3 separate regions of the Mus musculus genome follow, and all the other regions are linked to region 1. The links are chromatin loops, found by intact Hi-C in ENCODE. Cell type or tissue: left cerebral cortex. All regions are shown on one strand.

Evidence for each region. A loop is a pair of places that touch in the nucleus more often than their neighbours do. Peaks named below come from ENCODE experiments on the same cell type or tissue, not always from the same donor. Only the 100,000 strongest peaks of a DNase experiment are listed, where the experiment ranks them.
Region 2: a loop joins it to region 1, with 10 times the contacts of the local background. A loop is called at or near these places in 35 of 42 quality-filtered maps.
Region 3: a loop joins it to region 1, with 2.3 times the contacts of the local background. A loop is called at or near these places in 2 of 42 quality-filtered maps.

Annotation. Positions count from the first base shown.
Region 1 is chr2:21,277,862-21,282,861 of GRCm38, forward strand. No RefSeq gene overlaps it. Among named protein-coding and RNA genes, the nearest start is that of Gm52501, 52 kb to the left of the region's middle. In left cerebral cortex, a CTCF peak has its summit at 3,126 (motif pointing right); a DNase peak (open chromatin) is centred at 3,134; H3K4me3 peaks cover 256 bases.
Region 2 is chr2:21,907,010-21,912,009 of GRCm38, forward strand. All of the region lies in intron 4 of Gm39767 (a long non-coding RNA gene), which reads right to left. Among named protein-coding and RNA genes, the nearest start is that of Gm39767, 55 kb to the right of the region's middle. In left cerebral cortex, a CTCF peak has its summit at 2,777; DNase peaks (open chromatin) are centred at 2,273 and 2,759; H3K4me3 peaks cover 351 bases; H3K27ac peaks cover 722 bases.
Region 3 is chr2:21,342,093-21,347,092 of GRCm38, forward strand. No RefSeq gene overlaps it. Among named protein-coding and RNA genes, the nearest start is that of Gpr158, 23 kb to the right of the region's middle. In left cerebral cortex, no CTCF peak of the experiment used is centred here; DNase peaks (open chromatin) are centred at 1,936 and 2,500.

The sequences.
Region 1 (5,000 bases):
GTCCATCAATTTATACTAGGTTATTTTCTGCCATGATTTTTAATAAATTACTGATTGGTATCGATCACATTCAGAGTATGGGAATCAGGTCAAGGAATGGTTTGACCTTTCTCTGGCATTTCATGCTGTAGTATGGTTCTTTTAAAATTTATGCATATCTTATTATGTATCTTCATTTTGTGGAAAGATGTAAGTGGTGTTTGTACTGTTGCTTCCCTTGCATATTCAGCTTACAAGCTATGCTAGTTACTTTTCTGTTGCTGTGATGAAATGCTATGACTACAGCAACTTATAAAAACCCCGAATTTTCAGCTCACAGTTACAGCCATGCGAGGAATCATGGAGGCAGGCAGGCATGATGATGGAGCAGCAGCTGAGGGCTTAAATGCCTTAGATCAGGCAGTATCACTAGCCTGTCCTCTGGTAAGAAAGAGCCTTCTGGCACCTCATAGCACAGTGGCAGAAGGCTTTACTGTGACAAGTGTGAAAGGAAGCAGCCACACAACCAGGCAAGGAAGCAAGAGGGAGCAGGCTTGCTGATCATGTGATGCACTTTCCTAGCAACTTATTAATCCTGGGGACAGGGCCCCAACACCCCAAGCTTGCTTTCTATCAGGTCCCATCTCTGAAAAGCTCCATTCCTATATAGCTGCATGCTGGGGAACCAAGACTTCAGCATATGCAACTTTGCAGATCCACCCACCCCATATCTGAACTGTGGCAGTAACAACAGTGTTTCACAAAATATTACAGAAAGCAGGGCGTCTCCAGAATCAAGGGAAGATCAGAGATGGAATTGCATGCCATAGCTGTGCATGGAAGGGAACAGGGGAGCTGAGAACTGGATCTGGATGTCTATTTGGTTTCTCTTTTCATTCCTAATCACTTTGCAACACACATGAAGCCATGTAAGGAATCATGGTGGAGCAGAGATTCCTGTCACCCGACTTCCAAATCTCAAGGCAAGCGAGTGGGCTTTCTCTTGAGTATTTTCTTTCCTTATCCCAGAGCTGAGGATTGAGCTCATGGCCTCGTGTATGCTCAACCCATCCTCTGGACTACACCCTATACCTCGGGGGAATTCCAGACTATTTCCACATCAGCATATATCGGTTTCTCCTGTGGAAGGAGGCAAGTTCTCTTGTGCAAGCTTCCACCCTCCTGTGATGGTTCTTTGCTGCCATGGCCCAATAGCTCAGTAGGGCATCTGGCATGGCATCAGGACGTGGCAACTTGGTGTGGGTACAAGTCTATTCAGACTTACTGTCCCTTCCACTTTCTTGTTTGCTCCTCACTTGAAGCAATCAACTTTCACCAGGTAAACAAAAAGCTGGCCAAAAGAAGGTAATAGAGGAAATAAATCTTGCTAATGGTCTGCAAGACTCCAGTCCATCATGGTGGGAGTGGCGTGGCAAAGAAGCTCACAAGAAGCAGATAGAGGAAGAGGAGAACAAGAGGCCAGAGCAAAATACAGCTCTAATGCACACCCCAGTGATTCCTTTCAATGTGGCTTGATCTAGTTGACATTCCCGGGCCTCTTTTTAACCATCATGTTATGAATCCAACAAAAGATTCATCTGCAGGCAGGTCCAAGCTGTCAGAATCCAATCACCAAGCTGGGGACCAAGGCCCCAGAGCATTTGGTTCCACTATCCCACCATCTTAGTTCCCCTGTATTTTCAAAGAAATTTTGAATCAGAAACTGGTAAACAAAACACATTTGTTTACAGTTTGTCTCGGGAAAGAATTACTCCTCGTTAATCTCCACCCTCTGTCATGATATAACTATCTTATGGAACGGATGGAAAAAGAGCCCAGAAGTACCATCAGAACTCTGATGTCTTCTCCTGCAGGGCCAGGCTTCAGCCTTTTCCTCTTTCAGCATTAAAATTTCCCTAGGAAATTTTAATTCTTAGGGGCTATTGTTTTTAGCATCCTTGATTTAACTGTGAAGGACATTCAGATCTAAACCTGAAAACTATGGCACTAAGACATGCCTAGCCACCTCACACGTGTCCATGTTCTCTTAGGCTTCAGTCACATGCTCTTTTGGCTGTCTATGTGTTACGGCCTGGCTCAAGCCCTTCCTGTTGGGTCGCCTATTGTACTGCTCAATCCCCTTCTCACAGTCCTGTGAAAGGGTAGCTAACAGTTCCTTTACACATTCTTTTATAGAATGTAGATTTACCATGGAGTGATTGCACAGACAGGGCCCTAATCCTGGACTCCAATTTGGCCATTTACAAGGTGACTTCTGTGAGATGCTTGCCATCATTCTTTCTTAGTTCCTGCATCTGCAGAATGAATTTAATAATAGGCTTATAGACATGATAAGGCAATGCATACAGTAATGGACAATACAATACATAATAACGATAACTGATATTCCTGTTACATAGCAGGGCTCACATTAACTAATACAAATGGCATGGTGCTCATGGAAGTGTCTATTCCAAGGGCTTTACATACTGAATTCATTTACTCCTCCTTGGGACCCCAGAAGGCAGCGATTGCTATCATTCCTTTTATGGATAAATAGTCAGAGAGAGAGGTTAGGTGTTTTTGTTTCCCCCCTTTGACATTACAGTTTAGAAGTGATGAACTGAGATGTGAGTCTTGCAGTTTGTCATCTGTCCATGCCCTTCACATGATAGTGTTGCCTAGTTCTGACTCAGCATGAATGCGGGTCTGAACCAAGAGCCTTGGGGCCAATCTATAGAATTGTGCTAGATGAGTGTTAAAAGGTTTGAGTTAACTTTGCGGTTGCTTCTAGTCCCTTCATTTCACATGTGGGACAGAACACAGAGAAAGAGGACCTCATGCCAATTCCACAAATATTCCAGTTTGTTCCCCAAAAGCTACCTCACGGAGAGGTAGGTAGCTCCTGCTACCCAGACAAAAACTGAACAAGGGTCAGCTTTGCCGTGAGGTAGAATTAACTATGAAAGCAAGCCTGGCATGCACTTCTGCCTCTGCCTAATGAGCTCCACAGGAAGCCAGGTCGGCTGCAAGGACAGCAGGTGTCCCACATGTCCACAGGCCACTTCACTGAGGTGGGCACAGCTCCAGTCTCATGCTTCTGGGCCTGGAAGGCAGGTGGTGGCCGGCACAGCAGGAACCTAGACCACTAGGGGGCGCCTGGACATCGGTTCCCAGGCTGCAGTGCTCTCAGGGCCTGAGCATCACCATGTTCTATGCTCCGGATCACAAGGCTCGAATCGGTCAGAGACTCAGCAAGTTAAGAGCTCTGAGAACTACCTCAGTTTCCCCATTCCCAGAAGCTCACCTCACAGTTCCTTCCTGTCAGCCTTGAGTGTGGAACAGGTGTGTGGAGGATGGTCAGCTCTCTTGGGATCCCATGTGGTTGTAGTTGTCTCTGTGTGTACGCGTGTGTATGTGTTTATTGGCTGTTCTAGGGATTGAACCCAGGGGCTCAGGCAGGCTAGATAAGCATGCTGCCTTCTAGATACCTCCCACTCTTTTTTCTTCTATATTTAATTTTTCAAAATTTTCTATGTTTTGAGACAAGGCTGCTTAGTTTGAACTCTCTTTGTGACCCAGCAGACCCTGAACTGTGGTTCTCCTGTTTCAGTCTACTACACTACACTACACTACACTATACTGAGGCATCTTACACTTTTCCCAGTTAACTCCTTATCACCTAAAAAAAAAAGTCTTATGTGACCTCAGGCATATAGTTATACAAAATACATATTAGAAGCAAAGCATTTACTGATTAAAAGCATCATCATAAGGAAATGCATTTTAAAGCAATTATTTGCTGTACATATAATTCTAACATTGATTAATAATTAAACAAATTTACATATTAATGAGATGTCTGTGCTTGTTTATTTTTGCACTATTTTTAAATTTAAGTTGGCGACTATTAGGTACTGCTGAACACACAGCTTATCATGGTTTAAGGCTTTAAAATCAGCAGCTGAGAACACCACTGTGAATAAGTCTGCAGTACAGAGTAGCAGCAGGTGTTTCAGGTCATTTTCGAAGTTGTTGGAAATTCTGCCCTAACCCTAAGACAAAGGAAGGAAGGAGGGAAGGAAGGAAGGAAGGGAGGAAGGAAGGAAGGAAGGAAGGAAGGAAGGAAGGAAGGAAGGAAGAAACTGAAACCAGCAATTCAAACAATAGTTTTAAAAATCAAGCTTTCTAGTAGAATCCAAACCACAGGGAAACCCATTTGATACTTCCATGCAGGGGAACTATGGGAGAAAATACTAAGTCTTTGCTTTCTCTCCTCTAATGAAACCATGTATTTCTATAAGAGCACAAAACCTTTTATGTACAATAAAATCCCCAGTTTATAACAAGCAAGGTCTGGAATCAGAGCCCGGGTGTTTGAGCTGCATTGCCGGTGCTGCACCGAATGCCGCTATGTGTAAGATGAACAATTGTACTCAGAACCGGGGCTGGATGCAGTCAAATCCCAGGATGTAGCGTGGGTGAGCACTTTCAGAGACACTTAATTTGACATTGTTGTGTGTTTAGAAACTTTTTCCTGTGGCAGAGTTTTTCTTGACTCTCAGTCAGTTACAAGAATGCCTTGTGGGAGGCTGTGTGCGGGGCGGGGGTGGGGGAGGATCACAGGCCTGGCCCTCGGTGGAACATAGTTTCAGAGCAGGAGGGTAGATCCCTAGTTGGTAACTTCTTGATTCTCTCATCTATTAGCGCATATGCTCTCCTATCAGCAGGGCAGCAGGTAAACACGAGGAACAGCCCAGAGAGGAGAGAACTGGGGCGGGTGAGGACACGGGACACAAGCTCCACACTAAGCTGAGCTCAGAACTAGAGTGAGGCAGGAGCAGCCCCACGTTTGTCCCAGACTGACTGAGCGGTCCTACGCTCAAGCACTCTGCCTCTTTTCATTGGTCTGAACTGCCACCCTGGCAGTAGCCTGTAGTGAATGAAAGGCCGTAGCTTCTTGCTGTTGCTGAATTTCAACTCCTCGCTCACTCCCCTCCATCTCTGCTCTCCTAATTGTG
Region 2 (5,000 bases), 630 kb after region 1:
TGAGAACTACCTAGCAGGTAGAAAGTTTCTGTCCAATTCTACCTTGATTTCAGTATGTCTATAACCAAAGTTATGTCTTCAGTTAGAGGGTCTTACCTATATTATAGGCTATCAAGAGTAATAGCAAGACTCTGTGTCATTTTGGAGCCTTCTGGATCTTCCTTGACTTATAGGGAAGTAATCTATGCTCAGCACTGAGGTTTTCATTTAATAACTCACATATTTTCTGACAAGCATTATAGGCACCCATATAGGCACCTCTGTTCAAACTCCCCCTTTATAGTTACTTTAAAATTGGCTTACAAACTAGTAAATTTTCATAGGCTTCTTCATATACCCTTAGTTTTTCTTAGCCCACTATCTTCCTTAATACTGGGGATTGAAGGTAGTATGAGTTTTTATTGAACTGGAGTAAGGAGATCCATAAGTTTTGTGCTAAAATCTTGTTCTACAGGATTGTCTTGTGTTGCTGGCCATATACATTAATAATTATGAGATGTCTTCTCTCCCTGTCTTACTTAAGGCTTTATTTCTTTGAACAGATACCACCACCAAGGCAACTCTTATAAAGGCAACATTTAATTGGCACTGGCTTACAGGTTCAGAGGTTAAGTCCATTATCATCAAGGCGAGAGCATGGAGCTAAGAGTTCTACATATTTATCTGAAGGCTGCTAGGAGAAGACTAAGACTGGCTTCTAGACAGCTAGGACAAGGGTCTTAAAGCCCAACCCACAGTGATACACCTATTCCAACAAAGCCACACCTACTCCAACAAGGCCACACCTCCTAATATTGCCATTCCCTAGGCCAAGTATATACAACCCATCACACTCCTCGTTACAGGATGATCTGATTATTGAAAACAAAAAAAGATGGAATGAGAGCTGGTTGGTCAGAAAATGTGCCCAGATTGCACATCTCTTAAAAGTATGGCAATACCAAAGACATACATACAGATAAATACATTTTACATGGAGATGCTATCTCAAAAAATATATAGAAAACTGATATCAAATCTACTGTTTAGGGGACATAAGATGAGACAATGCTGGATGTGGGGTACAAAATTACAGGCAAGATACAGTGCAAGACCTGATAGTCTTGAATTACTTTCATGTCATGGTCAGCAATTGGCAGGCCAAAGATGGAGAAACAGCAAGTTTCTGACCACATCATGCTGTTGCAGTCTCATCTTTCTATTCCCTGGTATTGTAAGGAAATTCATTTCTTCCACCAACCCTCAACAAACATGGTTGGTAGCAAGCAGTCGCTAGTTGGAAGCTGATTTTTGCATTGTCCTTGAGTACCTTTCCTTTCCTTGTGTACCAATTTACCATGTTCTAGTTAGGGACCCCAGCTAGAATGTGTAGTTTCATGCATCATTTCCCTTTCAACCCTAGATTCCAGGGGAACCCAAAGACACCCACAGTCAGAACTCTCAACTAGGGTAGAATGTCTGGATCTACACTGATGATGACTCTTTCATCTTATGTGTGTGCGAGTGATGTGTGTATGTGTGTTAGTGTGGGCATCTAATGTGCCTTTGGATATGTTGTACATGTGTGTACACACCTTCATTTCAGTGCAGGTGTACAATGTGCCATAGCATGGAGATCAGAGGACTCTGGCTCTTCATCTTCTCCCTTATGGAGGTCAGAGGAAAACTCTGGATCTTTATCTTCTACCCCCCTCCATATAGATGTATGTGTGTGTATGTGTGTGTGTGTCTTTCTGTCTCTCTCTCTCTGTATCACTCATGTGAATATGTGTGCATCCATCACTGTTGCTATTCCTATTCAGGGTTCTATTGCCTCTGCCTCCTATCTAGCTTTAACACTACAGAGAATGCAGATCTGTACTACACCTGTCTTACATGGGTTCTGGAGATTTAAACCCACGTCTTCATGTTTGTTCATTGAGCACTTCACCTACTAAGAGATGTTACCAGCCCAAGGCCCTGTTCTTGAACTTTAAAAGACTAACCACAGCCAAGTGGAAACCTGCCTGCCTCATTTACATATCAGAAAGCCTTCTTGTCATCAGTAGGAAAATGTACAAAAGACACTTTCATTCTCTTGGCCGTGTAACACTTTTTGCTATGACTGTAAATAATGCAGTTTAAGAGACATTTTGAGATTAAATAGGTTTGCCTTTGGGATCATTTTCTTCTCTGCCGGATTTTGGGCCAGTCTTTGGCACAAAATCTATGCTGTAATGATACTGCAATCTACTAGTATAAAAATAACTTTTGATGTCAAACCTGCGGGGCCCAGGAGAGCTGCTCTCATGAGGGGAGGATCCGAGAGCCCAGAGCCTAGGAGGCAGAGGGGGCCAGGCCCAGAGGGCTGCAGAGGCAAAAATAGAGCGCTAATGGCCTGGAGTGACATGGGCAAGAGTGGGAAGCAAACAGCAATATTTATAAAAAAAAAAACGGCTGTGATATCTATTAAGTCCCCATTCTTTTCTTCTTCTTCTTCTTCTTCTTTTTTTTTTTTTTTTTTCTCCCCGGGTCTATTTTTGGCTCTTTCCCCAGCATAGGCAGCGGCTCTAAGTGAAGAGTCTTTTTCCTGATTGCCCTGACCTCTAGCCGAGCCAGAGTCCAGCAGTGAATGATTGCTCAGAGTCTGGAGTTCTAATTGACCACCACCGCCCCCTCCACCCCTTCTCCCGCCCCTCAAGGAAAGACCCACGGAGGGAGTGATCTCATCTGATCTTTTCCAACTTTCCATTTTGTTTCTGCACAGCAGAACTATGTACAGCAGCATCGCCTAGTGGCAGTAGTCTTGAACTGCAAGGGAACATGAGTTGTGACTCTAAAAGCCTGGGAAGTTGGAAAATGTCAAGCCAAATATTTACCTTAATCCTCTTGCTCAGGGTAGTTGAAACTAGCTTATTCCTTCTGTGCCTACAGTTGGTAGAGTACTCAGGATCATAGGGTGACATCATTTGAATGTCCTGTGACGTAGCAAATATCCACCAGGGGAATAAATACAACCTGTGATTTTGTAACTTCTGTCCAGAAGTAGAAAAATTGAATCAAAACAGTATTGGTGAGCTCTTAAAAATTAGCCCAATCTCTTTCTTTCCCGTGTGCTTTGGAGACAGGGTCTTGTTAAATGGCTCAGGCTAGCCTTGAACTTGTGATCTCAGCCTCCCATGCATCCAAGATTACAGACCTGCACCACCAGAACCAGCTCAGGAAAGATTTTTACAAAGTAAAATGTGATCTGGAAACTATGCTAATGTGATGATGTTGTGTTCACAATCTGTGACTATAATGATAAACAGATGGTAATCATTATAATCCATCACACTCAAGATTTCAAAATAAACTCATCAATTAGAATGTGAGATTCCTTCATTCTTCAACTAAACTTCCTATGAAAAAGCCCGAGATCACAGAAACAAATATTTCGCTGGGAATCTGCCTGTTGTTGTCGTCGAGAAGCTAACTATGCTAAAGACTCTCCACCTCCATGTTCAGGTTCTAAATTTTTATGTAGTCAGAAGAAGGGAGCCTTGTTTCTCTTCCAAATACGCAAATGGCAAAACTGTCTCAGACCTGAGCATATGAAACATGATGCATCTTTCCTGGAGATACTTTGTTGAAGACCCAGAAACTAATGTATAATCCAGACCTCCAAATATGCGTATGGAAGTGGAGACTGCAAGAACTGGCCACAGCTGGGTCCTTTATGATGAAAAGGAATTTGTTAGCTCACAGTTCTAGAGGCTGAGGAGTCCAAGGTCAAGTCACCCTCCAACAGAGGCCTGGCTACTCCTCACTGAATGGCTGAAAGCAATAAATGAGAGATGGGAAGAGAAGACAAAACCCCAACTATTTTATAAAGATCAGTCCCATCCATGAGCATCAGGCCCTCCTGGTCCAATTATCTCTTAAATGTCTACATTTTAATCATGTTACATGAAAATTAAATTTCAACATGAGATTTGGAGGAGATGGTCTTTCAAAGTAGTGGTAAGGACGAGGATGCCTCTGGAGAGAAGCTATGAAGGGGCTTTAAACTAGGCCTCTCCTGTAACACCTGGTGCACTTCTAAACTGCCCCAGCCTGTCAGACTTTAATGCTATAATTCCATCTCTTTGGAAGAGGAGAGAGGACATCATGAGTTCCAACCAACCTGAGCTACATAGCAAACAATGGGCCAGCCATAGATACCCATCAAAACATGGCATATGGCAGTGGTGGCACACGCCTTTAATCCCAGCACTCGGGAGGCAGAGGCAGGCGGATTTCTAAGTTCGAGGCCATCCTGGTCTTCAGAGTGACTTCCAGGACAGCCGGGGCTACACAGAGAAACCCTGTCTCAAAAACACCAAAAACAAACAAACAATAAACAAAACAAACAAACAAACAAACAAATCATAGCATATGATGCCTCTTTCCTGGAGTGTCTGTATGAGCACACATATGTGCTTGTGTACATGGGTTTGTGTACATAATTGCACACATCTGCCTGTATGTGCATAAATCTGTGTAGTTGTGCATGCAAGCGTGTATTGACATGTGTGTTCCTTTGTGTGTGTGTGTGTGCACATGTGTGTGTCATGGACTCAGGGATACTCTGTCTCTTAGGAACAGATATATTCATAGAATCAGAGACACTGGTTCTATGAATATACAGAACTCCAAAAGTAAAGTTAGTGGAAAAGTCTACTAAAATGAACTTGAATTATTTATTTTTGCCTTTTCTCCCTGTAGGAAAGCTCATGAAAAGAGGAATTATAGGACCGTGAAAGGCAGCCTGCTTTCTCGTTGAGCTAGGCTTAAACCCCAGAGACCCAGCAGATAACTTGGCAAGGAAGGGAAGACGTTTGCCATACTCCTAGACACCAGGCTCCTGATAAGAAGCCTCAGCTCTCCATAATTCTGTGGCCATCAATTATGTCGGGCAATGCCCCAAGCCCCTCCACAGGAGGAGGATGACCACAGATCTCTTAGCTTCAAGACAGACCTCCATTTTAATGAGGCAGCTA
Region 3 (5,000 bases), 64 kb after region 1:
TTATACTAGTTCCTTGTTCTTCCTTTGGGTTTTAGGAGAGTTGCTTACCAAGAGCATGGGAGGTCTTTTTCTGAGGAGAAAAAGAAACCATGACCCACAGTTTTATTTCAGTTGCTCATATGAAGAGTTTATAAAGAATGTATAAAAATTCTAAATGAGGCATTCAGTAGGTGTAGTACTTAGTAGGTGTACTATTCAGGTGGGTGTAGTTGTCAGTGTGTATACTACACACAGGCTGACATGTCCATTTTTATTCATAATTTTATTTATTTCTATTTTAAGATATGTCTTCTTCACTTTCTCTCCATTAATTAATTCACTTATTCACTTTCCACCCGGATTGCAGTCCCTTTCTAATACACAAACTCTTCCTTTATACTGCTCTGGCCAAGTGATCTGCCTGACTATGGTTCCAAAGCCACCGTTGCACAGGAGGGAGTAGATTTAAAGACTAGAAAGCCCAACTTCCTCCCAAGACACTGTAATAAAAGACCAACAGACTGGACAGAAAAACTTTATCATAATCTGTGGGGAACTCCACAGTGACATTTAGTAATTCAGAAATCACCAGGCAATGCCATTAAGCATTTCCTGGTTCTAAAAAACATATACATTTTAAAATTAACATATATTTGCAGCACACAGTAGCCTCTTTTATTATCACACACACATACATATATAGTCACAAATATGGAAATACAAGCATATTTGTTGTTTATGTGTGTGTATGTGGTAGAAGAGTGACCCCTTTGTATGGATAACCAGTCCGGGGACTTATTCCTAGGAGGGGTTGCTCATTTTTTCTTTCCCAGCAGCCATTAATTGCCTGTAGCCTGTCTAGAGCTTGGACCCCATGAGATCCCCCTTCACTTAGCATGTCTATCAATATTTCTATTGTCCAAATCTTTGTTTTTTTTCTTCTCCCAAGAATTACTATTTCTTTGACTTCCAGCTTAATTTCAGAGACAAACTTATTGGCAATCACAGAACTGCTGTCTGAATTCTATCTCCCGATATTTAAGGGATTGTCTGCTTCACACTTTTAAGTTTTTACTCTGTTAATAATCAAGGTAGCAGAAGCTCCATGTTACGCGATGATCTGGAATGCTGCTATTCTCATGGATGGCTTTCTAGCCTGAGCACATGAGTATGCTTCCTTCTTTCTCAGGACAACTGCTGGTGTGCACCGTTTCTTTCTTCTTACTTTGAAGCACTGAGGATCAAACCTGGGGCCTGGCCTGCACACTGAGGCACACCTCCAGCCCCACAGTTCCTGGATATTTTAAAGACAAGCCCTGCTGGGAGGGTTTCTCTTGATATCAGAAAGAGATCTGATACCAGGCAACTTTCACTTCCAAGGGAGCACTGAAATCTGCATCTCTGGGAGCATCTATCTGCTTCTAGGAACAGTTAAAGTAGTGACAGTGGGAAGTGGCCCTTTCTGCGTTCACATCTTAAGTCCTTGTTAGCAGAAGACAGAGCAGTACTTGTGTCCTAAAGGGAGAGAATACATGCAAAAACTTCTTTCCTAGTTTTTCTCCCTTGAGAGAATCAATAAAGTGCTATTGTCAAATATGTAAATCCTTACTATTTTACTATTTTTATCCAGTTTTCAGATACTGTAACCATTGTAGCATATATTGCTGTGTACATTAGATTAAATCTGTGGTCTTCTCTCATTTCCATATTACTGTTTATTTGTGCTAAAAAATATCCTAGGAATGTTTTTTCTGGGACCATGCTGCTCTGTCATTGATCAGAACTGGCTTTCTGGAGAATTCTGCAGGGCCTCTGTGATCTTGCTGTGTGCCCCATGCCAGGAGCTTAGCTGTCCTCAGTGGGGACACAGCTTCTCATTTCCTCGGCCTTCTGTTCACTGCCTGAGCATCAGATAGAGGACAATGTTGCTCCACTGGGAAAGTGGGTCAGCCAGACGGTCCAGGAGGAGACACGTGGAGGCCCAGAAATAGTGCTCTGGAGATAGACTACCCAAGTTTAGACACAGGCGAGAAAGGGAAGGAGTTCTGCCCGAGAAAGCAAATTTAAGCTTTGGCCTGAAATGGACCAGTGTTGGGGACTCAGCAAAGTCTTAGGCACATTGATGATGGTTGATAGCTATCATTAATGAAAAGATCTAGTTTAAAGAGAGCACAGAACCAAAACCTTTCATGATCTCAACACTTCCCTAGAGCCTTGGCAGAGCACCTGCCACAGGTGTATTGCTGGACTGCAAGACTGAGCTCCTTGCAAGAGGTGAAGACACACACACACACAGCGCATGCAAATTATTTGTCAGGGGCGAAAGCATTTGGGGGAAACAAAAGGAAAAGTTTGTTAAACTAGTTGCCAGAAATTTCTTCCCTCTTCAGTTCATGATCTGTGTTATTTATTTATTTGTTTTAAATGAATACTTGTAAGTCTACCACCTGGCACTAAAACTTAGGGCATGTCGGATATTTTCATCCAGCTCACGGTCATCTCTGTGCCAGCATCAGACCTCATCCTACCCAGGAAGTTTAGCATCTCCCTGGGTCCCAAGTGCATATTTCCCAGTATTCTGTTCTGCATAGGCTACAGTTTAAGCATTCCTTCTTGATAAGTGGTTATGTTGCTTCTAGATTTTATTACTAGAGCTGATGTCGTTGATACTCTTGGCACTCATCAAAGGAGTGTATGAGTTTCTTTTGTCTACAAGTCAAAAATAGAAGTGACCAGCAATAGAGAAGGTGGATTCTTGATGCTGTAAGATAATGCTAAACTAGTTTCCAAAATAACCACACTAATGCTGTGTTCTACTGGCAATACTAAGGAGACATTTGGCATAGGCATCTTTTCTATCCTTCACACCGCTAGTGCTGGCAACGTGGCAATATTCAGCTTTCAGATTCTTATCTATCACACAGATTTAACTTGTACCTCACTGTGTTTTTTAACTTGTATTTCTACTTAGTAACAAAGGTTACTTGCTTATTGCTTATTGGTCACACATGCTTCTGCTTAAAGTTTGTTAGTATGTTCTGCTCATTTTTCAATTGATATATGAATATCTTATATAGATATGTAGTAATAGTTATTTTTAAAATATATGAAAAAACTTTCAATTAGGACTCTATTTCTAGATAGAATTGCAGAAATTGTTTCCAATATTAATATTTTCCCTGTACTAAGGCAACCTTATTTGTCTCTAATATACATTGGGCATTGAAGGGCAACATTCATTGCCAGAAAATTACAGTCCTGATTTGCAATTCTCAATTATACTGTTTTCTGCAAACCATCATGGCACCTCCAGAAAAATGCCCATCATGCCTTGCTGAGCCATAATTGGCCCTGCTTCTCCTTTACTTTAGTAGCAGCCCAGAATTTTATTAGTCCTGTCTAAATCCTCCAGTGCTTTTCCACAAGTCAATACAACACCAGAACTTTGCAACCTCTTTCTATCCCTCATTACCTGGTCTACATTCACATGGCCACTTTGCTGTTCCTAGACAGATTAAGCCTCATCCTTTCTATGGTTTGGATAGTCAATGTCTTTTTCCATGAAATTTATCCTTCTGGGCTTACTAAGGCATCTCTCTTCCATGTCTGGGTCTTCTGGTAGTTTTTATTTAAAACTGAGCTGTGGCTGTTTTCTAGGTAAGTAGCTTGTACCTTCTGATGCTCCCTTGTGTGTATGAAGCCCCCTGATTGATTCTCCACCCTTTACTGACATTTGTTAGCATCTGCCTTGTTGATTGTAGCTTTCCTGCAAGTGTGAAGTGAAATCTCACTGTGGTTTTTATTTTCCTCTCCCTGGTAGCTAATGAGGCAGAGTATCTTTTTCATGTACAGAGTCATTCACTGACGTATCACATAAGGAAAAGTGTTCGAGAGCTGATAATGTTGAAATGTTTTAAGAGAGAGGAAGCATGGGTTTACAGATGTTTTCTCAGTAGATAGAATTAGCTACCAACAATACAAACAGGTCAGCTTTGTTAGTATGACCTGTTTAGATCTGGAGACTCTTAGGAAGTAATGGAGAAGTGGTAGGATAGAAAAGTTCTTATAAAAAGTATTGTTAGCTAAGGGAGACTGGGATTGGGAAATACTATTTTGATGTTTTAGAATATTTTCTGCTGCTATAATGGAACAGTGATGATGGGGAAAAAGCTATCAGAAATAAAGGTATATCCAATGAGTAGTTGTGAAGACTGGGAATTCAAGATCAGTCCAGCTTTCTGGTAGAAATCTACAGTCCTAAGGTGCTTTAGGATATTACATGAAGACACAGAGTGAGGATGTTAGCCTGAGTCTTTCCTTGTTTTCCTATACAGACATCAATCATAAGAAGGCTTCTACCCCATGATCCCATCTGATCCTAATGACATCCCAAAGGTACATTCTGCAAAGAGCATTGAATGTGAGAACAAAAGGTGCTTGTCTTTCCATGTTCCCAATAGAAAGTCCTCCAGACTTATTCACGCTGCCTCTTAAATGTCTGCTCTTCATGGCTGAGAGATTGCATTTGTCATTGTATGAACATGAAACACATATATCATGTAGACCGTTCTTTTTTTTTATTATATGTAAGTATTTTTATTATATGTAAGTAGCTGTCTTCAGACACTCCAGAAGAGGGCATCAGATTTTGTTACGGATGGTTGTGAGCCACCATGTGGTTGCTGGGATTTGAACTCAGGACCTTTGGAAGGGCAGTCAGTGCTCTTATCCACTGAGCTATCTCTCCAGCTCAGAGTTTTTTTTGTTTTTGTTTTTGTTTCTTGTTTTTTGTTTTTTTGAGACAGGGTTTCTCTGTGTAGCTCTGGCTGTCCTGGAACTCACTCTGTAGACCAGGCTGGCCTCGAACTCAGAAATCCACCTGCCTTTGCCTCCCGAGTGTTGGGATTAAAGGTGTGCGCCACCACGCTCGGCTTGTTCATGTAGACCGTTCTTAACCATGATTATTAAATATGAAATATTCCCTCACAGGCTCACATACAGAGAATGGCCTTTGTAGCCAT